3 separate regions of the Homo sapiens genome follow, and all the other regions are linked to region 1. The links are chromatin loops, found by intact Hi-C in ENCODE. Cell type or tissue: heart right ventricle. All regions are shown on one strand.

What was found. Hi-C counts contacts between places; a loop is a spot of excess contacts. Peaks named below come from ENCODE experiments on the same cell type or tissue, not always from the same donor. Only the 100,000 strongest peaks of a DNase experiment are listed, where the experiment ranks them.
Region 2: a loop joins it to region 1, with 4 times the contacts of the local background. A loop is called at or near these places in 21 of 110 quality-filtered maps.
Region 3: it touches region 1 in a loop (2.4-fold over the local background); 9 of 110 quality-filtered maps call a loop at or near these places.

What each region holds. Positions count from the first base shown.
Region 1 is chr6:163,177,529-163,185,528 of GRCh38, forward strand. The region is part of intron 4 of PACRG (parkin coregulated); the gene reads left to right. PACRG-AS3 (PACRG antisense RNA 3) reads right to left here. Exons shown (of 4, transcript NR_122120.1): 3 at 7,297-7,390; 4 at 4,117-6,029. Among named protein-coding and RNA genes, the nearest start is that of PACRG-AS3, 10 kb to the right of the region's middle. RefSeq lists enhancers at 3,459-4,039, 3,669-3,963. In heart right ventricle, a CTCF peak has its summit at 3,830; a DNase peak (open chromatin) is centred at 3,873; H3K4me3 peaks cover 742 bases; H3K27ac peaks cover 2,694 bases.
Region 2 is chr6:163,551,803-163,559,802 of GRCh38, forward strand. All of the region lies in intron 4 of QKI (QKI, KH domain containing RNA binding), which reads left to right. Among named protein-coding and RNA genes, the nearest start is that of QKI, 140 kb to the left of the region's middle. In heart right ventricle, a CTCF peak has its summit at 3,093 (motif pointing left); a DNase peak (open chromatin) is centred at 3,079; H3K27ac peaks cover 2,339 bases.
Region 3 is chr6:163,311,784-163,319,783 of GRCh38, forward strand. PACRG (parkin coregulated) reads left to right here. Exons shown (of 5, transcript NM_001080379.2): 5 at 3,044-3,717. The coding sequence ends at 3,204. It overlaps PACRG-AS1 (PACRG antisense RNA 1), which reads right to left. Exons shown (of 6, transcript NR_028390.1): 4 at 7,011-7,128; 5 at 1,974-2,062. Among named protein-coding and RNA genes, the nearest start is that of PACRG-AS1, 8.7 kb to the right of the region's middle. In heart right ventricle, no CTCF peak of the experiment used is centred here; no DNase peak of the experiment used is centred here; H3K4me3 peaks cover 374 bases; H3K27ac peaks cover 1,813 bases.

The DNA of each region.
Region 1 (8,000 bases):
AAGGCTCCAGGCTGTGGAGGGTTTGTGCTCCACAAGTTACAGGAGGCTGCGGGGACAGAAGCCAGGCAACAGGGCCAAGGTGTGGCCTGGGGAGTGACGGATCATAAAGCCCCCTCTCGTGAGAAACTGGGATAATGGAAGGAGAGACTAAAAGAGTGTTAGCTAAGAAATTAGAAAAGGGATTTTTTTTTTTTTTTTTTTTTTTTTTTGCGGGTGGGATTCGACCGTGTTTTTCTGCAAGGAGAAGAGTCTGAGAAACGTGCCCTAGGCCTGTGCAGGTTCCATTCCAAGCACGTCCAAACAGCACACATGCTTCCAAACAGCACACACGCTTCCCTCCATGCACCCCCAGGTGGGAACTGTGGCCACAGGTCAACGCTTCTCTTCCCTGCTGGACCATTTGTTCACCACAGGCACAAATCTGCTCTGTCTTGTTCACCAACTGACACTTAGAAGAGGCTCAAACCTGGTCATTGGCTGGGGACTCAAGACAGAACAAGGAGTGTTCCCACTACCAAGCTTCCAGAACAGGAAGGAAAGTTGGAACGGAGAGCAGACGGAGCTCAGCCAGGAGAAACACGAGGCCAGCTGAAGCCAGTGGGCCTGTGAGAAGGAGGGCTCCCTGCCTGGCACCAGGGCTGCAGTCCCTTGTTGAAGTGCATGCAGAGGCAGGGTCTGGGAATGCTCATTCCCACCTTGTTGCCTCATGAGCACGCCCCATGCAATTCTGGGCACCACCCTCAGCAACAAGACTAGCTCTCAGCCACCCTCACAGCTCGGCGTGGCACGGACGTGCTGATCTTATGGTCAGAGGGACAAGGGGAAGTGCTGCGTAGACTCCAACTGGCAGGGGCGGATCTTTTGTCCTTTCCTTCTCCTTCCTGCAGCCTGGAACTCAAACGAGAAGGCCCGGGCTCCGGCAGCCACCTTTGGCTATGGAGTAATCTTGAGACACAGACACATGCAGGAAACTTTAGTATTAAAGTAGGAGAAGCCCCGTTCTTCTCTGACTTCATAGAGCCGTTGCACTTTATGGTAGCCTGGTTGCTTCCTTCTGGACTTTTTCTGACAGGAGAGAAATTAAACACCTGTCTTACCTAAGCCAGTATTATGTTGAATTTTCTGTTACATGCGGCCAAACTTAATCTTTACATTAATGCTACAACATTAATGAAACTGCTAGGAGAAGCTGCCTTGCCAGGCTCCCCGGTGGCTGCCATCACATCCAGCACCCGGTTTCTCAAACTTCCCCACACCCACCACAGAAAAGCAAGAACTAGGTACAGTATCTGGCATTCTGTAGGCACTGATGGTCATGGAATTCAGTCTCTCTGGTGTATTTTAAGTTGCCATTCAAAAATAAAGCACTCAGGTAATATAAGTGAATTTTGATTAAATTACAAGTAACAATTCCTATTCGGGTTGATAGAGCTCTTTCTTTAAAAAGGCTGAATTTTATCTCCTTTTATAGAATTAAAGTTTTTACTTTTCATTTGTGATGAGCTGAATTTTCAGGCTGATGAAATAAGTCACTGATATTTACCACACAGGACTTAATCAAAAAGAAGCTTAGGTTTCAATGGTGGGTTTCCTTTTTGGGCATGGACCGTGGTTTTATAGTGGAAAGCTTTGTAGCTTGGCTCACACTGATGTCCGCTGCTCCTCACATGTGCGTCTTATCTTGGAGGCTGGGCTCCTCCGTAGGTTCTCCTGCCAACAAGCGAGACAGAAAGGAGGCGGCAGCTGGGGGAACTCAGCCTTCCTTCCCACCACACCTGCACCTTGCTGAGCCACTGCTCCCAAGACGAGGCACAGAATTCCCAGAGCAGCCTGGCTTCAACCTACTCATTTGGTGTTCTTTAAATTAAAAAAAAAAAAAAAAAACTTCTGGCAAATCGTGGTGGCTCACGCTTGTAATCCCAACACTTTGGGAGGCTGATGAAGGTGGATTGCTTCAGCCCGGGAAGGAGTTCCAGGCCAGCCTGGGCAACATGGTGAAACCCTGTCTCTATAAAAGAAATTCAAAAGTAATCCAGGTGTGTTGGCACGTGCCTGTAGTCCCTGCTACTCGGGAGGCCGAGATGGGAGAATCAGATATCTGAGCCTGGCAGTTTGATGCTGCAGTGAGCCAGATTGTGCCACTGCACTCCAGCCGGAGCAAGAGAGCAAGATCTGTCTCAAAAAAAAAAAAAAAAAATTTTCTTACATCACTAGTTTTCTTGCATGGCCTATGAGTTCCCATCCACTCTGTAAGCCTTTATAAGTGTTATGGTGGGATCCAAGTATAAGCTCTGAGTTACTGTCTCATTCTCCCCCGTTCACTTACAGATGACATTCTCGCAGACCAGACCAGCAAGTCTCCTTGCCCGAGGCCACACAGGCAGGAACCGCCAGGCACCCCGTCCAGTGTCCCAGCCGAGCCCTCCTGGGAGGTTCCTGTGTGCTGGACACATGCCTGGCTGGCTATTACCTGTGTAGTTTATCCAGTGGTTACACTGACTTGAAGTGGTCTTTCTGAAGACGACATTGACTTTGAAATTACTTGCATTATCCAGTGATCAGCTCTGGTCATTGTGATCCTTTCCAAGCCATACATAATTTTGGGTTTTGCTGTGGCTGCTGACCAGCATCTCTGTTTAAGAGACTGAGCTTTGTGCTAGAGATTCTGGTTTTGATGCATTTCCTAGGCACGCCCACTTCTCCAGTAGAAAGCCAGGAGTGAGTCCCTCACCGAGCTGATCCTTGTGAAGATGAACAGTTCTCTCCATTTGTGTTTAGTGACAAGTATGTTCGTTAAAATATCACGAAGCCTTCACAAGATGTTCTACTAACTAGTTCGAGACACAGCTTGTATACTGTGCACTGAATGAGTTTGCATAGGTTGTTACATAGATTATCATACACCTATAATAAATAGAGTATGGAAAACACTGCTAAAAAGTTTCAATGAGGACCAGGTGCAGTGGCTCACACTTGTCATCCCAGCACTTCGGGAGGCTGAGGCAGGAGGATCGCTTGAGCCCAGGAATTCAAGGCTGCAGTGAGCTATGATTACGCCACTGTACTCTAGCCTGGGCAACAGTGATACTCTGTCTCAAAAAAAATAAAAATAAAAATTCATTGAGTTTAAGAGGGGTTTTTTGTATGGTTACAAAAAAAAAGCAGTTTAATTCCTTTACTCTTATGAGCCACTTATTTGGTTCTTCAAACATGTAGAGGCCAAAAAGGCACTGTTTCTTTAGGTTAAAAAAATGGGCAAAAAATCTGATTTTATGTTTCTTTTCTCAAAAATTATTCACTAATTATTAACAGCAAACGCTGCGTCTCCTGGAGTCACCAGGCACCGAGCGTTGTGTGTGTTTCACCCGCTTGGCGTTTTCATTCTCATTTCATGTATTTGAAAGCTGGGGCTCCGTACAGTTATGACATTGACCCAGAGTCACTCAGATTGCAAATGACAGAGCCAGGGTGTGAACCCAGATAGGTCAACCTCAGCCTGAGTGTCTCTAACTCTTCAGGTTAACAGCCTTCTCCGGATACCAAAGCAGCACTAAACCATCTATTCAGCTGTGCGGGCACCTGTGTGGGATAGAAGGGGCTGAGGGATCCTGCTGCCACATTGATAACTATCGCTGGAACCAGGGTCTGAAACCGAGTCAGACTGACCCTGAAACCTACTTGCCTGACCATTTTACTCCCATACCTCGGGCTATCTTGCAAAGGAAGGGTTAAAGAATACGTGATGCAACCTCCTGAAACAGGCAGCCTAGGAACTTTGACCCACACACTCAGCCCCGATCTCTGTGGCCACCTCTGTGATACAGACGGCCGCTTGGGGACAGCAGAGGCTCAGGGGCAGTGAAAAGCAGTGCCGGGGCTGGAGATGAAAGAGCCAATTCTCCATTCTTCTGTGAGTCCCCGGAGATGAACACTGTGAACTTGTTCCCAGTCTCTGTGTCTCGTGCCAGCGGCCCTCCCCTCCCCCTTCCAAGGACAAGTCCACCCCCAGAGGATTTGCCCCTGGAAATGGGTCCTCATGGACAGGGGAGAATCAGAGATTATTTGCTTGAGGTGGCAAAAAAAAAAAAAAAAAAAAAAAAAAATACAGACACATCTCCGGCCAACCCTTTTTATAGATGTATTTTTGTTTTTTACAAACCAAATAGCAGAGGTTGATTATTAGTACAGTAGTTTGGGGTTTTTTCTCATCATTAACCACTTAGTTACTATAAATGTGTTTTAACTCACGGGGAAAAAGTCCAGCATACCGTAAAACCTGAGTCCCACCCAGCCAGCTCGGAATGGAAGGCTTCCAAGGCCCGGGAGGCGCGCTCTGTCAAGTTGCTGATTCGGGAGATAGCAGTGAATCGGGGTTCCACCACGCCCCCAGAATACTATTCACAGCAGCTTTGTCATTGACCGTTCTCCCTTTTGGACGAGATCTGAAACAAAGCTTCCAATCACTTCCGATCCTAATAGCGTTACCTCTCTTAGGTAGGGTGTAAGGATTCTTAGTCAAATTTCAACTCAAGTAGGTTACCTAGGAACATTCTTAGGGCTTAACCTACTTAGTTCTTCTTGCGGTTTCAGTTGAAAGTGATAGACTCTTCCAGGCTCTTTGTGTTCCACGGTCCGGTGGTGAAATCACTGCTATCTCTCCCTCCTTAGAGAGCCCACTGCTTCCCACCAATGAGTTAAGTAGTTTTTCTTGCCCATTTCTGCAAATTTGTGTTCATAAAATCAGTTGATGGATGAAAGTTACTGAAGAAATTGCTAACAATTTCGAGGCTTTCCTTAAATTGATAGTTTGTTTTACTTTATTCTAGTTCTCAGTGGAAACAAAAGGCAAGAATGATCTTTGGAATGTTCTGTTTACAAAATCAACCCAAACAAGATATAGATGAGACTCATTGTCTTCCTCCAGAATAACAATCGCCTTTAATTTCTGTGCTGCTGAAACAGTCACAAGAGTCATGATAGATCCAGAAAGAGACCCTTGGTGCTTCATGTGGTATCTTTCTTTAGTACGGGTCTCTTTTACATTCAGCAGGTTTCATTAGAAAAAAGAATTTCAAAGTATTTCATTAACAAAATTGAGAAAATGCGTATTTAAACATTGACATCCTTATGAAAGAGTAATTTCTTACATAAATGTAGCATTTTCACCTATGTTACCTCATTTAATCTTCAGAACTAATCTTAAGTTGCAATTTCACAATTTTATAGACAAGGAAATGGAAACTCATAGATGTTAATTCACTCGTTCCGGGCCACGGAGGTGTACTTTTTAGAGCATAGTCTTATTTAATGGTCTTGACTCTAAGTCCAAAACAGAAGCCTCCACTTTGCTGAGCACCAAAAGATCGGGAGATGAGTCAGTGTGTGAGTCCCAAGAGGAAGAGAATCTGCGGGTCCTTAGCAGTTAAGGAAGCGTCATGAAACATTTCTTGAAGAATGGATAGGATTTAAATAGTTTAGAAGATGCAGTCTTGAAACTATGTGGGTGATCCAGGTTGCATGAGCAACAAATATTTGTTGGACAATTGAAGAGTGAATGAATGAGGACGGAGGGTGTCTGAGATCAGGAAAATGATCTGGGAAGGTATGAAGGCAAACATTCCCACGACGTGTTCGGGGAACCGTGAGTAGGAGCCACTGGCTCTAAGAGAGTGTCCCTCTGGACAAGTAGAGAGAGATGGACTGCCATGGGTGCTCTGGGGGCTCGAAGGGCATGGAAGGGCATGGAAGGCCAGGCTAAAAAGTGTTGATTTTGCCTTACAGATTAGGTCAGGTCTTCATTGCTTTTGACTAAGGAACTTTATCCTGAAGACAAGATCATGGGAAATCATTGACAACTTGTAGGACATGATATGACCAAACTCAGTGTTTTAGGAAGATGAGCAGGGAGTGAAGCACAAAACAGATGAAGAGTGTGTGTTGACTCTGGTTTTAGGAACTCACCCTGTGCCTCTCTAAAGCTTCTGTCAGCTCTTCCCATCAGTGGGAAGCAGATTTAGAGGCCAAGCTGCCTAGAAGACATAGGGTTAAAGAAAAAAAAAAGGAAGAAAAAGAAATGCACCTTTAAAATTTCCCAACCTTGATTTATACCTACAGAGATGTATGTGTGGTCACTCCTTTTATTAGGGTTTTTAAGCTAATCAGTAGGCTTGACTAAAGAATTGTAAAACTTTCACTACAAGAAAAATTAAAAGAAGTCATTTCCTGTATCTAAAATGATCACGTATACTTCTGAAATTAGGAAAACGCAGGCCAATGATAAAAATATAACTGTAACGAAACTGTAGGTTTTTTACTGATTGTATTACACAATATTTCCTTTTGGATTCTTAATACAAAGCAATGCAACACTGGTTTGGTTTAAAATAAAATATGGAGAGATTCTTGTTCTGTAGGAAGCTCATCACTCTAATGGGTGTCTTACTCACTGGAACAGTATTTTGGCTGTACTGGAGCACATCGAAAGGAATGAGATTTAGCTTTGCCAAACTTCCACTGTGAAAGAGTTTGCTACAACAGTGTTTTATTTTATTCTTATTGAACTTCAGCCAGTTGAAAATAGAATCTCCTCACCATCCTTTTAAATTAGCCTTAAGCTGCAGATAAAAGACAAAAATCAATGTGCAAATTTAGCTCCTTGTGCTCGGTTCCTTAAGAAATTTACCCCAGTGCTAATATGCAGGATGCATAGATAATAGAACATAGAGTAACTGGAAGTTTTAAAGTAGCATTTCTTGTTCAGTTTAGGTCTACTTAAGAGTCTGGTAAATCCTGTACATAAATTGTTTCTTTAATGCTACATTAAAGACAGTGCATCTCTTTATACTGTCCATACTAGCTCAGTAACACTGCCCCTGATAACATTTCATGTGGCCATGACAAATTATGGTGAAATTTTCAGTGTCCAATTGGAATGGAAATTGCTAGAAAAAAGCGGTGCCTAAATAATGGTGCAATTCTATTTATTCCATTTCACTAAGAATTACTAAGGGCTTCGAAAACCCAAATCGAAAAAGGAAGCACATAAACAATGTTCGTATTGGCCATACTAGCTTGAATGTCTCTAATTGTTCTAAGTGGTACAGGTGCTATGAGCTCCTAAGAATATCCCTGTGTTTGAGAGGAGTTAACTCAGAGCCTTGGGTTGCTTGCTGTCCTGCCGCACTGCACGAGAAAGGTTAGCAACATAAAGAAATGCAACTTTGCCTACTTCAGGCATTAATATAAAGAAACCTACGTACAGGCACCCAGAGACACAAAAAGAGAGAGAAAGCTCACCATTCTTGAAAAAGGCAGTTCTGCAGGCTCCACAAACAAGTACACCAGTGAATGGGAATGATAAGAGGAGAACAATTTGGTTACATTCAGAGACCTGGTGGGCAAATGGAAATGGGACAAGCAGTAGAAATTAGGCCAGATCATGGAAGATTTGTTTTGTTTTGTTTTCATGGCATGATACCTGCAAGGCCAGGAAGGCTGAAGCCAGAACACCAATGCAATTAATTAGCAGAAACCAAAAAGTAATTAATTTAGCACACCACCATATAGGGCAGAAGCAAATACTGCTGTTTGTAGCCAGGGATGGGGAAAGGATCTAACCACACTCCAGGCACCTCTGCACATGGCACCACAGAGAGAAAGATGGAGGAGGAGTGCAGCCGTACGCTGGGAGTCATCACAATTGTTTTTTTACCGATAAAAGCAAGTGGGAACAATTGGCCAAAACAAGCCTGGATTGTAGTAGAAAATTAAGCTAAGAAAGAAAGATCAGGGGACATTGTGATAAAACAATCCACGTAATTTCTATAACATGGATCCAGCTTAATAAGATGTCCTGAAGTTCAGCATGAGTAAAGTTCCAGGACAGTTCAGGGTTGTCATAGGAAATCTACATTTTTCAAATTAACAGGACTTAAAGATGTTACTGTTACTTCAACACTTGGTAAATTTCACTGCAAATATATAAGCCATTTTAAAGGAAA
Region 2 (8,000 bases), 370 kb after region 1:
AAGTCTTGTAAGAGCAGTTGGAGTGAATTAACAATTTAATCACATATCTTCATGGGTAAGTTTAATACTCACAGTTAACTCCCTAAAATTGTATGCAACATTTTTTGCTTACACAGTTGACTTTTGACCATAGTAGGGATTAGGGGAACCACCCCCACGTGCAGTTGAAAATCCACGTATAATTTTGACTCCCCAAAAATGCAGCTCCTAATAACCTGCTGTTGACAGGAAGCATTACTGGTAACAGTTGATCAACACATATTTTGTATGTTATGTATATTATATACTGTATTCTTACAATAAAATAAGCTACAGAAAAGAAAATGTTATTAAGAAAATCAGAAGGAAGATAAAATATATTTGCTATTGAAGCAGAAGTGGATCATCATAAAGTTCGTTCGTTCTTTTTTTTTTTTTTTTTTTTTTGACAGAGACTAGCTCTGTTGCCTAGGCCGGAGTGCAGTGACAAGATTTCAGCTCACTGCAAGCTCCACCTCCCGGGTTCATGCCATTCTCCTGCCTCAGCCTCCCAAGTAGCTGGGACTACAGGTGCCCGCCACCACGCCTGGCTAATTTTTTGTATTTTTTGACTAGAGACAGGGTTTCACCGTGTTAGCCAGGATGGTCTCGATCTCCTGACCTCATGATCTACCTACCTCGGCCTCCCGAAGTGCTGGGATTACAGGCGTGAGCCACCGTGCCCAGCCTCATAAAGTTCTTTATCCTAATCATCTTCATACTGAGTAAGCGGAGGAGGAGGAGGGGTTGGTCTTGCTGTTTCAGGGCTGGCAGGGGCAGAAAAATGTCTGTATAAAAGTGGACCTGCATGGTTCAAGCCCATCCATATTGTTGGAAGGTTCAGCGGCGTACTCATATATGTTTTCTAGAGAAGGAATCTATAGTTACCGTAAGATTCTTAAAGCTGTTGTGATTATTTCCCTAGGCCTTTTCATTTGGTCTTCCACCGCAGCCTGTGCAAACTCCCATCATAATCCCAGTTGCACATCATTTATCTTGCTTTACCTTTCTATCTCAGTGCTCATTCTGAATATGAATGAGTTTAATATATTTTCACTTTCAGAACTTTTTGTCAGGCAATCATTACAACATCTTTTAGGTTCTGCCCACCTCTAAGCCTCCTCACCACCACTCCCGCCACAGTGGGTATACTTTTCTTAGTTTTTGCCTCTCTGTCCCACCTCTCAAAACTAAGAGATTTTTAGATAGTCATAATTTTCAGGTTCTTTTTTTTTTTTAATTTTTATTTATTTATTTATTTATTTATTTATTTATTTATTTATTTATTTATTTATTTTTTGAGATGGAGTTTCACTCTTGTTGCCTAGGCTGGAGTGCAATGGCACGATCTCGGCTCACTGCAACCTGCACCTCCTGGGTTCAAGCGATTCTCCTGCCTCAGCCTCCCAAGTAGCTAGGATTACAGGCGTGCACCACCATTGCCAGCTAATTTTGTATTTTTAGTAGACATAGGGTTTCACCATGTTGGTCAGGCAAGCCTCAAACTCCTGACCTCAAGTGATCCACCCACCTGGCCTCCCAAAGTGCTGAGATTACAGGCATGAGCCACCATGCCCAGCTCAGGTTCCTATTTTTTATCTTCTTTTGTAGAACAAGGCTCTATTAAACTCCCAATTGGTATTTATATGTCCCACCTTCCAGCCCAACCATATCATCTAATAATATCCGTCTAAAATAACAATCAACTTTGGAGGTGTTTTTTTTTTAATCTATAAATTGATGTGGCTCTACTAATGCTAGTATGTAGCCGGAGTTGTGAATCATATAAATCCTTCAGAAGTTTATCATGCCTGTTAAGATTACTATTACTATTAATAAAATCACAGATTGTATCGTATTTAGCATTAGAAGAAGTAAGTACTTATTATTGAGACTTGGCTTTTGTTTTTCTGAGATTGTTACTTTTCAGTGGATCTGTTTATACCTTGTTGAAGAGAGGCAGAACATATTGTCCTAAGGTACAAATCTTTGTTAGTTTTATATAGTTTTAATGGAGGAGGAGCATCATATTTGTGTGTGTTTGAGTGTTTTAAGCTTTTCTGGTTAAATAAAGTGCCTGACACTTTCCCTCTACCTTGCTTTATGTGTGGAAAGTTGTTGATTGGTTACACAGGTATTGAGAACTGAAAAAGGAGAAAGACAGGCTGTAATACAGATTTAGAGACTGCAAAAAAAGCATCTTTTACCCCAGGGCTGGAATAAAAGAGAAGAAAGCCTGTGTAATGATGAAACCAAGACCCTGGCTTGGTGTCTCTCAGCTACTTCAAGAACCTCAGGAGCTCAGAGGGGAGAACCCTAGCTGGCTGCTTCTGGTGTGCATGGAGGGAAGGGGCTGCACGATGAGACTGGTTCTAGAGGTGCTGGGAAAGAAGCATGGAGCCAGGAGACAGCTGCCTCTGGCAAGTGCATAGCTGAAAGGAGCGCACATGGGAAAGAGAACATCTCTTTCCCTCATCCAGCTCTTCAGGGTCGGCTGCTTTACACCCACACTATGCCTCAGTTCTGAGAACCTCACAGAAAACCGGCTGGCAAAGAAGTAGTAGTTGTAGAGCCCTACACTTAAGCATTGGAAAGCATATGGCAGTTCAGTTTGGAACTTAGTAACTGCCACATCATCTTGGAGAAAAACTCAAGAAATATGAAAGCATATTTTTCTACCAGCTGTATAGGATAAGTTGGAATAAGTTGATCAACCAGATGAATATTCAGCTGTGTACCTGACATCTCCACTTAGGTGTTTAAGATAAGTATTTCAGATGTAACCTTTCAAGAGAGAACTTCTGATTCCATATTCCTCAATTTTTATCTCATTACATGGAGCCACCGTCTACTTTATTGCTTAAATCAAGAACCTAAACAACATTGTTCAATTTCTCCTTTTCCCTTACCCTCTGTGTCCAACTGATCATCATGCCTTGTCAGGTTAACATAACTCTTTTCATCTCTGTTACAACCTCTACCCCAGTCCAGTTCATCCTCTCTGTTGCCTGGACAATGTTAAAGCTCATGACCTATCTCAGTAATCACGCTGGCGCCCCCAGCAGTCCATCCACAAAATAGCACAGTGAGGCTTTAAAGACAAATCCTTTTTTGTCACTTCCCTCTCATAAACCCCTTTGTTTAAGTCAATCAAATTATCTGTCATCTTCTGTCTGCCAAAGCTGTCGGAGCAGATCAAGGTGGTAATTGGCATCAAAATTCTTCATAAAATGTGGTCACTCATCATTTTTTCTTTTCTCTGATATTTGTTATTCTTCAATTAAATTAGTCATGTATTTTTTTGTTTGGAAAACCTTTTCTACCCATTATTTCAAATTTATAGAAAACTAATTCATTTTTTAAAATATGTTGAGCACATTCATTTTTGCAAGGCTTTGGGGGTTACAAGGAACATGGGTTTATTGGTTATTGGTTAGTTTATGGATACAATTCATGATAAATTTCTTTAAAAATCAAAAAATAGAAAAACTGAGATAGCACATGGCTATATATGATTGATCACCCCAAAAATAAGCAGCATGAATTTATAAAAGCAAGACCAGTATGCGTGAGAGTTCTTAGAAAAGCCTGCACTCAGGAGAATCGCTTGAACCAGGGAGTTGGAGGTTGCAGTGAGCCAAGATCACGCCACAGCACTGAAGCCTAGCGACAGAGCGAAACTCCAGCTCAAAAAAAAAAAAAAAAAAAAAGCCTGCACTCTGAGAGAAAACGATGATCTGTGTTATTGAGGAACACATAGGATGCTTCCAATAGGAGCCTAACTTGGAGAGGAAAGTACCAGGTCTACTCGGGGATTGTGGACAGATGATTTTGACTAATGCAAAACATTTGCAAGCAAGGTTGCTCATGTAAACTGTTCAATGCCCTGAATGCTGGAGAATTTGGGCCTTTGTGATAGGCAGTGGTTCGAATTATTTTTTTAGTTGACATAGTTTTAATGATTTGGAAATACACATTTGTTTCAGCTCTCTGGTGATTACTTTGTTGTAGTTTTTTTTTAAAAGTATATAGATCTAAAAATACTAAATAAACATGATTTTCTTACTTTCTAACATGTGGTCTGATGAATTCAAAAGATACTTCCACTTAAAGGCATCATAAGACTGGAGAAGGTATAATGTAATGGTTAAACATGAGGACTTTGAATCAGGTATTCTGGGTTGGAAGCCAGGTTTGCAATGTGAACTTTTGTGGCTTTGGATAAGCTGCCTACCCTGCCTGAGCCTCAGGGATAATGCACTGCCAATACCACACATTTGTTAGGAAGCGTAAATGATTGGATAATGAAGATCTAGTGTCTAAGTCTAGAAAAGTTGAACAATGTATAAATTACATTAAACGTGACCTGTTTGTATCCTTTTAACATAGCTGTTAAACATAGTTGATGATGGCTGGGCACAGTGGCTCACGCCTGTAGTCCCAGCACTTTGGGAGGCCGAGGCGGGTAGATCACCTGAGGTCAGGAGTTCGAGACCAGCCTGACCAACATGGTGAAACCGCATCTCTACTAAATACAAAAAATTAGCTGGGCGTAGTGACATATGCCTGTAATCCCAGCTACTTGGGAGGCTGAGGCAGGAGAATCCCAGGAGGCGAAGTTGCAGTGAGCTGAGATTGCACCATTGCACTCCAGCCTGGGCAACAAAAGCAAAATTCCACCTCAAAAAAAAAAAAAAAAAAAAACAACAAACAACAGAAAAGGCATAGTTGATGACATATCTATATCTTAATATGCATAAATTAAAATATATATATTTATACATACCCATAATTGGTCATCCTTAATTGCAAGCCTCCAGAAGTTCAGAAAACTGTGTTTATAGTTGCTTCACCCCACTTAGTGTGAGTATTTTTCTGTTTGTTACGGACTGGATTATGGGCGTATCCCCCAGACTCTGCTGGGTGTTATAGAATCTGTGGTGTATTATCTTTCTATAAATCTGAAAAACTCTGAAATTCTCAAGGCACTTCCCCGATACCACAGGTTTTAGCTATTAGCAGGAGTGTGTTCTATTTTTGAGCTTTTACATTTCAAAAGTAAAGACATTCTTTGTTGTGCTTTAATAATCTTTCCATAATATTTTCCATACAAATACAAGGGAAATATTCATCTGCCCTATGACCCAGCAACTCTACTCATAGGTATTTATCCAAGATAAATGAAAACTTATATTTGCAAGGAAGCCTTATATGAGAATTTTCAGAGTGGCTCTGTTCACATATCCAAAAAGTGGAAACAATCAAATGTCTGTAGCAGAAGAATAGATAAATAACATACTACTCAGCCATTAAAACAGATGAACTACAGCGACATGCAGCAATATGGATGAGTCTGACAGCTGTCATACTGAGGGAAAGAAATTGAACACAAAATATTATATATGCCTTCATTATCCGAAAATCTAGTCTAGGCAAGTTAAATCAGATGGATGGTTAGGGCTTGAGGTACAAGGAGACTTTCTGGGTTTGTGGAAATGTCCTGTGTCTTCAATGGAGTACTATTTAGCCATAAAAAAGAATAAGATCCTGTCATTTGCAACAACATGGATGAAACTGGAGGTCATTATGTTAAGTGAAATAAGTCAGGCACAGAAAGAATCTTCACATGTTCTCACTTTTTTGTGGGAGCTAAAAAAATTAAGTCAATTGAACTTATGGAGATAGAGTGTGGAGCGATGGTTCCAGAGGCTGGGAAGAGTGGTTGGGAGGGCACAGTGGGAATGGTTGACGGGTACGATAATATAGTTAGAATGAGTAAGATCTAGTGTTCAATAGCACAACAGGGTGACTACAGTCAACAATAATTTATCGTACATTTAAGAATAATTGGATTGTTTATAATACAAAGAAAGGATAAATGCTTGAGTTGATGGGTACTCCATTTACCCTGATGTGATTAATATGCATTATATGCCTGTATCAAAATATCACATGTACTTTATATATACATACACCTACTGTGTGCCCACAAAAACTTAAAAAAAAAAAAAGAAATATCGTGACTGGATATTGCACTTAAGATCTTGGGAGTCCACTGCATGTGAATTTTGCTTCCATTTTTTAAATGATTCTTGAATATAGGGCAAATACTTAGGAAACCAGAAGCTATGAGATTGCGGATAATCACTTGAGTTCAGTATTACAAAATATGATTTTAATGACCCATTTTACAAATGTAAAAGTTAGTGTTCTGTCTCTGTAGAGTTGCTCATTCCCGATCAAGGTTCTGCAGGATACTTTGTGAACTATCTGGAGTTGACATGTACAACTTCAGGATGCCCTGTTTGATCAGTTGTAATTTTTGAGAAAAAAAGAGGTCAGAAAAACTGGTCTGAAGACTGGCTCATAGAAGCTCTAGAGCCTCTAGACTGTAGAAGAAACTTAGTTTTCTCATCTGAACTTATATTTGAAAAAGAGGTGATATATACCTTCAACAGTGTTTAGGCAGGTACGTACTACCAAATCTCATTGTCAAAACCAGGACAGTAACATTGAAATAACCACTTCGATGTGAAAGTAATTCTATAATTAACCCTGTTGTCTCTTCTTTTTTTTTCTTTTTCTTTTTTTTTTTTTTTGAGACAGTCTCGCCCTGTTGCCTAGGCTGGAGTGCAACGGCGCGATGTCGACTCACTGCAACCTCCGCCTTCCAAGTTCAAGCGATTCTCTTTCCTCAGCCTCCTAAGTAGCTGGGATTACAGGCACCTGCCACCACGCCCAGCTAATTTTTGTATTTTTAGTAGAGACAGAGTTTCACCATGTTGGCCAGGCTGGTCTCGAACTCCTAATCTTCATGATCTGCCCACCTCAGCCTCCCAAAGTGTTGGGATTACAGGCGTGAGCCACCACACCCGGCCAGTGAACCCTGTTGTCTCTTAAGACACACAAGATCATGCCCTGTGAATACAGAGTGGAGGGGAGTGGTCAGGACATGAGGGTGAAGCCCATCCTGGACTGAGACCACCTAGAATCAAATTCCAGCTCTGCCAACTAAATCCTGTGCATTTCTGGGAGGCATTAGTGTACCCTGCCAAAATGTGGCTGTGATCTGGTGTAACATACCATCACCTCCAGCAACACCATATGGCAGACTACACCAGGATCTCCTCCTATGCCACTCTTATTTTTATTCTCTTAGGGTGATCTCTCCTGTTTTCATTATCCTGCACCCTGCACATTACACAAGTGTGCACACACAGTGGTAATCACACACATTTCTTCCATCTTTTTTCTCTGTGGTTTTCTCCCTTGTTTGACACTCCATTGCCAAATAATGAATAGCTATTTTGCTATCCAAAAGGAGCAGTTCAGTGCCAACATGTTTTCAAGCACCTGCCCTTCTGCAGGAAACTCGTCTTTCGTCTTTATTTCCTCTTTGTTGGAAGTAAATTTGCCCTCTTATTTGCTGACATTTTCAAACTTGTACCACTTCTTTCTCGCTATGGTAGATGACTGGAGGTAAACCTACTGCTCTTCTTTTTCTTTTTTTATGTAGAGTATAATTTATAATACTTTTGGTATTCCATTTTTATATATAAATTTAAATTTGAAACTTTTGATAAGTTTTAATTTTCAAATGACTAGTTTTTAGCAAATAAGTTGAAGTTTTATTATAATGGATTTGATTCTTCTTTTCCAATAGTAGCTTACTTATTTCGTTTTTAACAAATAATTTCTGTGTCTTTCTAAGATCATACTTACTTTTTGTTCATCTTTGTACAAGTTGATAGGAGTCAAATTCTACAGGCATGCCAGTATCCACTCCCTGTAATCTTCTGCAAAGTAGGTTTTTAAAAAGTTGGCAGTAGCACATCAAAACATTGTCTTTATGTTTCACTCATATTTTTCTTTAATTCTTGTGATTTACTAAAAGCTCACTGAACAGTTCTGTTTACTATATATTATAGTATACCATTCACCATTGTAATGCCAAAAACAGAATTTTGTGTGTCATTACAGCT
Region 3 (8,000 bases), 130 kb after region 1:
CTACATAGTTTACTTACTCCTATGGTCAAATTTTTTTTAAAAGTAAGAACATGAGATAAAGTTCTGCTTGTCATTGCTGCCTTCTGGGGCAGTGGAAAAGCAGGTGCCTTAAGCTTTCCATTGTGTGCAGATCTTCCACGCCCTTTCCCTCCATCAGGAAAATATGTCTGTCTCCTGGTCTATTCAGCTCTTGACCTTCTGACTCATATGCCGACAAAAGGCACCATTTATGAGTGACTAATGTATGTATCTTTGTCCATAAGGAACTTGATCACAGCAGCCACAACTCAGCATCATCATCAACTATCTTTTCCGTGTGCCCTCCAGGGGTTTATGCAATGGGCTCTGTCCTATGCAAACAGGCCATGCCACCTTCTCCCTAGGTCCACCTCTTTCATGCCTAGGAGGAGTTTATCAGCTATAATTTGGGGAGAAGGGGCACACAAAGATGAGCCCAACTCTGAGGGGACATTTGTCCCTGCTTTGGTTGGAATCCTGGAAAGCTGAAGTTGTTTCTAAAAAGCACATTCTCTGCTGCTGACCTCCCCTGTCACGCAGGGTCCTCCCACCAGCACCTCTGTTCAAATCCCCTGTTGCTTTTCATCCTGCCCACCTTCTTCCTTAACATCTTTTCTTTACACCTGTAGCAAATGTCAACAACGCCTCCTCCCAACACGAGCTTCCTCCTCCTCTCTCAATCCAACTCAAAGTCCTTCGTGGAAGGCTCCCCACAAGCGGAGCCACCGGGCTTCATCTCCCCCGTGCAGCCATTCCTGCCTGCACCTTCTCACGCCTCCGAACACCATGTCAATCTTAAGAAATATAAACAGAAAAACCGGTGGACTTCAAATGCATATCCATTTACATGTTTGTTTTTACAAAGTGTATCGTTGTTTTCCTCAAAAACAATAGGGCAAGGACCCTTTTGTTTCAAAATCTTATCTCTTGTTTATCTGATATATTCTTTTTGTTTTGTTTGTTTGTTTTTGAGACAGGGTCTTACTCTTTGCCCAGGCTGGAGTGCAGTGGCGCGATCATGGCTCGTTGCAACCTCGACCACCTGGGCTCAAGTGATCCTCCCACCTCAGCCTCTCAAGTAGCTGAGATTATAGGTACATGCCACCACACCTAGCTAATTTTTTAATTTCTTTTATAGAGATGGGGTCTTGCTGTTGTTGCTCAGGCTGGTCTCAAACTCCTGGTCTCAAGCCATCCTCCCACATCAGCCTCCCAAAGTGCTGGTATTACAGGCATGAGTCACTGTATCCAGCATCTCTCTCTCTCTCTCTCTCTGTTCCTCTCTCTCATTCGTGTGTGTATATATATATACATATATATATATAACATTTTGAATATTTGGGATGATCAAACTTTAAATAAATTGAAATTCAGCTTTACCTGTGACAGCACAAACACATGTACTATGAGGAACGAAAAACCCACCTAATCACAATGGCTTTGTGAACCATTTTAAGGTCATTTATTATGAATAAATGACATGCACTACAGTTGTGTGACTCACAATCTTTTTTTTTCTGAAAATTAGTAATATATCTGCCTGCCTTCACCCTCACCAAAAGAAAAGAATAAGGATAGAAATTTATTGTGTGTATATCACAGAAGACAGTGATATTTCTCTAATAAGTTTCTGGAAAAATCAAGCAAAAGAACTGCTTCCCTGTGCTGTGTAGGATTGTAATTGTTATATTTATTCTGGTCTGAACCATTACTAAGTCTTTTTTAAATGTCTCGAATGACTAATTAAGGATAAAAGGTTGGAAACACCATTTTTCCCTCTATTATTTTCACATTCAAACAAGATAAACATTGTGGGTCTACACTTGAAATATGAATAAAATGAATTCTTTCTCTGGTGAAATGCACATTTTCAAGTTGCACTGAAGGTCCCTGGCCCCATGGCACTCTCTAGGCCTGAGCTGTCACCCTCATCCTACTGGGTCCTCCCAGCCCACCTGTGTACTTTCCTTCCACCATAGATAAGGCAGGACACACTCATGACTTGCTTGCTGGGAGAATAAATGTCGTTGAAGCCCTTGGTAACCTAGGAGTGGAATACAACAGAAAGCGTGGAATGACTATCGTTAGAGAAAACAATTGTGGAATATCTACACGCAGAATGGAAACTAAGGGGCCCCATTTTTGTCAGACTCCCTCACCCTTGGTAACTCCTGCAGCTTGGATACAATCGCATATCTCTTTCCTTAGTGATTTGAGATTGAGTCTGTGGTGTAGAGGAGAGGCTCTTAGCCATAGGTTCCTGGCCTTTGAAGGCCACCCTAGGAATTGCTTCCCTCGTAGCATCAGAGGCAGCTGAAGCGGTCACTTCCAGACTCTGCAGCTGACACACCTCCCCGGACTTGGGGACTCCAAAACTAGCAGTGGCACAAACTCCCTGCAAAGCCCTGACTGACAAATAGCTGTCATCCCAGCATTGAGTGATAGTTCGGGAGCAGCCAGGGCAGGAGAAGCAGCTTCCTCCTGTCCCACCTGCACCTGGAATGAGCAAAATGATTTCAAGGAACTGAACACTTGGATTACTGGGATTCAGGAGAAAGAGTTTGCCATGTGTTCAAAAGCAGCAGAGATGCGGGTGGGGGCTAAGCCTCATTCCAAAGCAGATCCATTTTAAATCACACGGAACGAACAGCCTGATCTCACAATAGACTGTTCCTTCTAAGTACACCGTGCTGTGATTTTGGAAAACTCAGGGCCCAAGAGAACACTCTGTATATAATAGATCAAGAAAGAGAGTCCCCGACTTGTCATCTTTCTTGTAACTGTGATTCACTTACTTTTGTTTACTCTGTTATTCCTTTATTTTAGGTTATTTTTCATCGGCTCCAATCTGGGACTTGGTATTTTTGTACAGTTGCCACTGCTTTTAAAACTCCGCAAGATCGTGTAAAAATCTTGCATGTTTGTGTCTCCTAATAAGCATTCAGAGAAAATGCCTAGACTGTGTAGGACTTTTCGGGAAATTGCAGAGAAGTAACTGGCCTCTTTGTGTGTTTGCATGCACCAGTGAACTCCGGAGACGGCATTGACTACAGCCAGCAGAAGAGGGAGAACATTGGGGACTTGATCCAGGAGACACTGGAGGCCTTCGAGCGCTACGGAGGAGAAAATGCCTTTATCAACATTAAGTACGTGGTCCCAACCTACGAGTCTTGCTTGCTAAACTAACAGTGGCAGCAGCTGGGACTTGAAACCTCCCGTTGGTGTTGGGATCATCTGTCTCTGTTGCTTTTAGCATCTCATTCCTTGTGACTTCCACAGCTTTCTTTTCTACAGCTGCTAAAATAGTGGCTTATGGGCCATTGGACTGTTAGCCCTATTGAGAGCAAGGCTTTCCAATACATAAATAGTGTCTGTTTCTTAGATTACAATAGTGTACTGTGCTTATTTGTTCTAAGAGAAGAATTGCTTCTTTATACAGCTCCGACAGAAGCAGGAGTCCGAGTTAAACCTTCAGTTGTATAGACAATAAACTATAATTTTCATATGCAATTCAGCAATTGCTGTTCTGTGTGTGCCTGCCCTGGGGGTGATGTCAGAGGTTGTAAGGGAAGAGTTTATGCTGACTGCTTACTAGGTGTTTGTCATGGAAGAGAAGCATGGGTTCAGCAGTGCCTCTCTAGCAGCTGTGCGGAATAATGTGCTTTGACATTCAATAAAACTGTTGAATCTATATTCCAATTACAGCAGGAAATTTTTCCAGCCCATTATAACCTCAGCTACAGTTGTAATTAATGCCTCTAGCCTACTAGTGATCTGGGCTTCAGGGGCTTTTCAGTTTATATTTGGGTGCAGGTAGGGGAAAACTAGGGAGAGGATGGGGTCAGGGTTACGTGTGAAACGTAACTTGGCAAATATGTTTAAAAAAAAAAAACAAGGGCTAGCTTGAATCCTTGTCTCTCCACCGTATGGCACACTGCATCTCAGGACCTGGTGTGTTATTGACAAAAGTGTTATCTGGCAGTTTGTTTAGGGCTTTTAATTATTTTTGAAAATGACTTATATGTATCTTAATGATTACTCCTTGAAACAGATCAAAATTCTTCCTTGGCAACTCTTCTTCCTTGCTTCCTCCCACTAGTTGGATGACTTCTCATAGCACGCAGTGGGTCTGATGGCCATTTTTGGGGATTTTATTGAGACCAAAAAGGAAAAAAAAAAAAAGACAAAAGACATGCACTTTTTCATTCAATTGAAAAAGAAAAAAGTGCCCAAAGGGAAGAGCAACTGTAAGATAGCCCCAGATCGTGGCTCTTCAGGCACGTCAGATGGGAGCTTCAGGCATTTGAAACTTAGCCCAGAAAACTTCATAAAGATGGAACACTGACTTTGCACACCTGAGAGATGCTGTAACTGCTTAGAAATACATAGCCGAAAGTATCTCGTTCCTGTAGCAAAGTGCAACTTCTGCATAAAATGAAGAAATGAGGCCAGGTGCAGTGGCTCACGCCTATAATCCCAGCACTTTGGGAGGCCAAGAGGGGTGGATCAGGAGTTCGAGACCAGCCTGACCAATATGATGAAACCCCGATTGTACTAAAAATACAAAAATTAGCCAGGCATGGCATCATGCGCCTGTAATCCCAGCTACTTGGGAGGCTGAGACAGGAGAATTGCTTGAACCTGGGAGGCGGAGGTTGCAGTGAGCCGAGATCGTGCCATTGCACTCCAGCTTGGGCAACAAGAGCGAAACTCCATCTCAAAAAAAAAAAAAAAAGAAGTGGAGAAGTGGAATGTGTTTCTCCATGCACTAAGCGTCAGCCTCCAAACTGTTTTCACTATCTAAGGCATAAGTTTCTAAAGGCAAACACCAATTTTGAAAATGAGCTCATCGTTCATTTCCCCTTATTACTGTCTCAGCATGTGCAATCTAGCATCTAAAGAGCTACCGTCCTGTTTCTGTAAGCATTTTCTACGGTGAAGGGAGAGGCGTGATTGGATAAGACAAACTGACTTTGTTTTTTGTTTTTTGAGATGGAGTTTTGCTCTTGTTGCCCAGGCTGGAGTACAATGGCGTGATCTCAGCTCACCATGACCTCTGCCTCCTGGGTTCAAGCGATTCTTCTGCCTCAGCCTCCCAAGTAGCTGGGATTACAGGTGTGCGCCACCATGCCTGGCTAATTTTGTATTTTTAGTAAAGACAGGGTTTCTCCATGTTGGTTAGGCTGGTCTTGAACTCCCAACCTCAGGTGATCTGCCCTCCTCGGCCTCCCAAAGTGCTGGTATTACAGGCATGAGCCACCGCGCCCGGCCGACAAATTGACTTTGATGCATAATATTTGGTAAAGGCACAGATAGAAGTAGACATCCACAGATTAAGGCAGGTTATTCTGCAAACTATGACATTCAATTGCATCCATCAGCTGGCGTCAGTGAAACAATCAAAAGGAACACCAAAGTCCATAAGGTTATTAGTTAGAAGGACCGTGGCTTGTTGGCGCCTTTGAAGGCTGGTGCTGGAATGGCTCTGACCCGGCTCTGTTGGCAGCTCTGGCTGCTGATTCTTCATTATACTCATGAAAACTGCCTGGTAGAGGAGCAAGAAGACCTGGCCACTTAGCCAAGAGCCCTAACTTTGGAATTAAAACATCAGGCTTTGGCCAGGCACGGTGGCTCACATGCCTGTAATCCCAGCACTTTGGGAGGCCAAAGTGGGCAGATCACCTAAGATCAGGAGTTCGGGACCAGTCTGGCCAACATAGTGAAACCCTGTCTCTACTAAAAAATACAAAAATTAGCCAGGCCTTGTGGCGGACGCCTGTAATCCCAGCTACTCAGGAGGCTGAGGCAGGAGAATCGCTTGAACCCGGAAAGTGGAGGTTGCAGTGAGCTGAGTTTGTGCCACTGCACTCCAGCCTGGGTGAGAGAGCAAGACTCTGTCTCAAAAAAATAAAATAAATAAAATAAAATCAGGCTTCATTGACGAGTTCTGTCACTTATTTGCTCTGCTGCCTTGAGCAAGATACTGAACCTCTCTGAAACTCACATCGCCTCAGCTGTGAAGTGGGGATGTCCCCTGCGTGCTGCGGAATTATAAGCTGTAGGGGTAACCTATGAAAAGTGCTACCAGAGTTTCTGATACCTGTCAGACTTTTATTTCAAAGAAAAACAAGTACAAAACATGACTACTCTCTACCCGGGCAGAGCGATATATATATCTGAGAACTCCTCAGACAATATGATGCTTCTTACGTGCAATGGTGAGTTTCTTGTGAAAAGAAGATAATTTTGCAAAAACCCAAAATAACTATATAGATAGTATCATGTTCTCTGGAAATTAAAAGGCAAAATAAAACCCCAAAACCCACATTTTTGTTATTTTAATAGAATTAGAAAAGACTGCTTTTTCCGATGGTCAGCCCACCTACGTCTGCCTTCTAAAATAATACCCGGGTCTCCTGCCAAATAATTTCTGATTAACTCAACAGAGAAGGAGGAAATGTCAGCAGCTTTCCGGCCTCTGAGCAAGACAACAGCTTCTTCCACCTGCTACATTTATACACTGAAACCACCTTTCTAAGACAGCTAAAGGAACGGAATGATGAAAAGTGGGAAATACTGGGGACTGAGTATTAGGCAAGGGTTTTTGTTTGTCCTCTTATGACTGTTACATTTACTCGAAGACACCATTCAGGTGTTCAAGTCAGTTAAGAGGGAGGCAAGGAATGAGATCTTGGACGCCAGGGTAGGGGAGCTGGGTGGGAAGGCTGAGCCGGTCACTCAGGAGCTGGACAGCCTGGAGCGAGTCACTTTGTCTTTCCTCGCCTGCAGTACAGCCTCTCTTCCCAGGTCACTGCGAGGACACGATGATAGATACTACAGCATAATGGTTCTGGTGCAGGAGTGGGAGCCCAGCAGAACTGCGTTTGAAGTATCTTTCTACCACTGAGTAGCTGTCTTGTGACCTTGGGCAAATTATGTAAATGCTCTAAAACTCAACTCCCTCTTCCAAAACTGGGCTGTATGAGGTCTACCTTGCAGGTTTGTTACAAGCGTCGCACACATGCATGTTTGTCCAGGGCTCCCCGAGGTCCATGGCGGGATACCCGTGAGGATGGAGGGATGTTCCTGGGGAAGCAGCCAACCAAGTACCTGGAGAAAACAGGTGCTCCGTCATCGTGTGGTCCCCCAGGAGAGCCGGGATCTAATGTCTGCTGAGCCCTCATTGGCCGGGGTGGGTGGTCTCTGGCCCCCAACAGGCCCAAGTGAGACGGATGCCAGGATTTGCAGCCCACACACCCTCCTGGAAGTCATCTCCATGGGCACACTGCTCGCTATGAGAGTATCCTTCCCTGCCCATCGGGTGGGAAGAATGGCACATGATTTTTATGGCCTGACTCTACATGAGAAATGTCAGTCAAAAATATGGCGTTCAGGCTGGGCGTGGTGGCTCACACCTGTAATCCCAGCACTTTGGGAGGCTGAGACAGGTAGATCACCCAAGGTCAGGAGTTTGAGACCAGCTTGGCCAACATGGTGAAACCCCGTCTCTACTAAAAATACAAAAAATAAGCCAGACGTAGTGTCAGCAGCCTGTAATCCCAGCTACTCGGGAGGCTGAGGTGAGAGAATTGCTTAAACCTGGAGGCAGAGGTTGCAGTAAGCTGAGACTGCATCATTGCACTCCAGCCTGAGCAACAAGAGCAAAACTCCATCTCAAATATATACATATATATATATATATATATATATATATATATATATATATATATATATATACATAGAGAGAGAGAGAGAGAGAGTTAAAAAACTCTGTGAAATGGTTACATCCTTAGGAAATATTATTTTCAAAGCTGAAGATGATATCTTAAACAACAACAACAACAAAAAAAACCCTTAAGTCCTTCTGGGGTTGACCTCCATGGATCTCTAGCGAAGTTTCAGTATAGGTCGTGGGACATCTCAGACTGCTAATTTAGAGAAGCTAAAACTAAAGAGTTTTAAGTCTGTTTCAACATGCACTG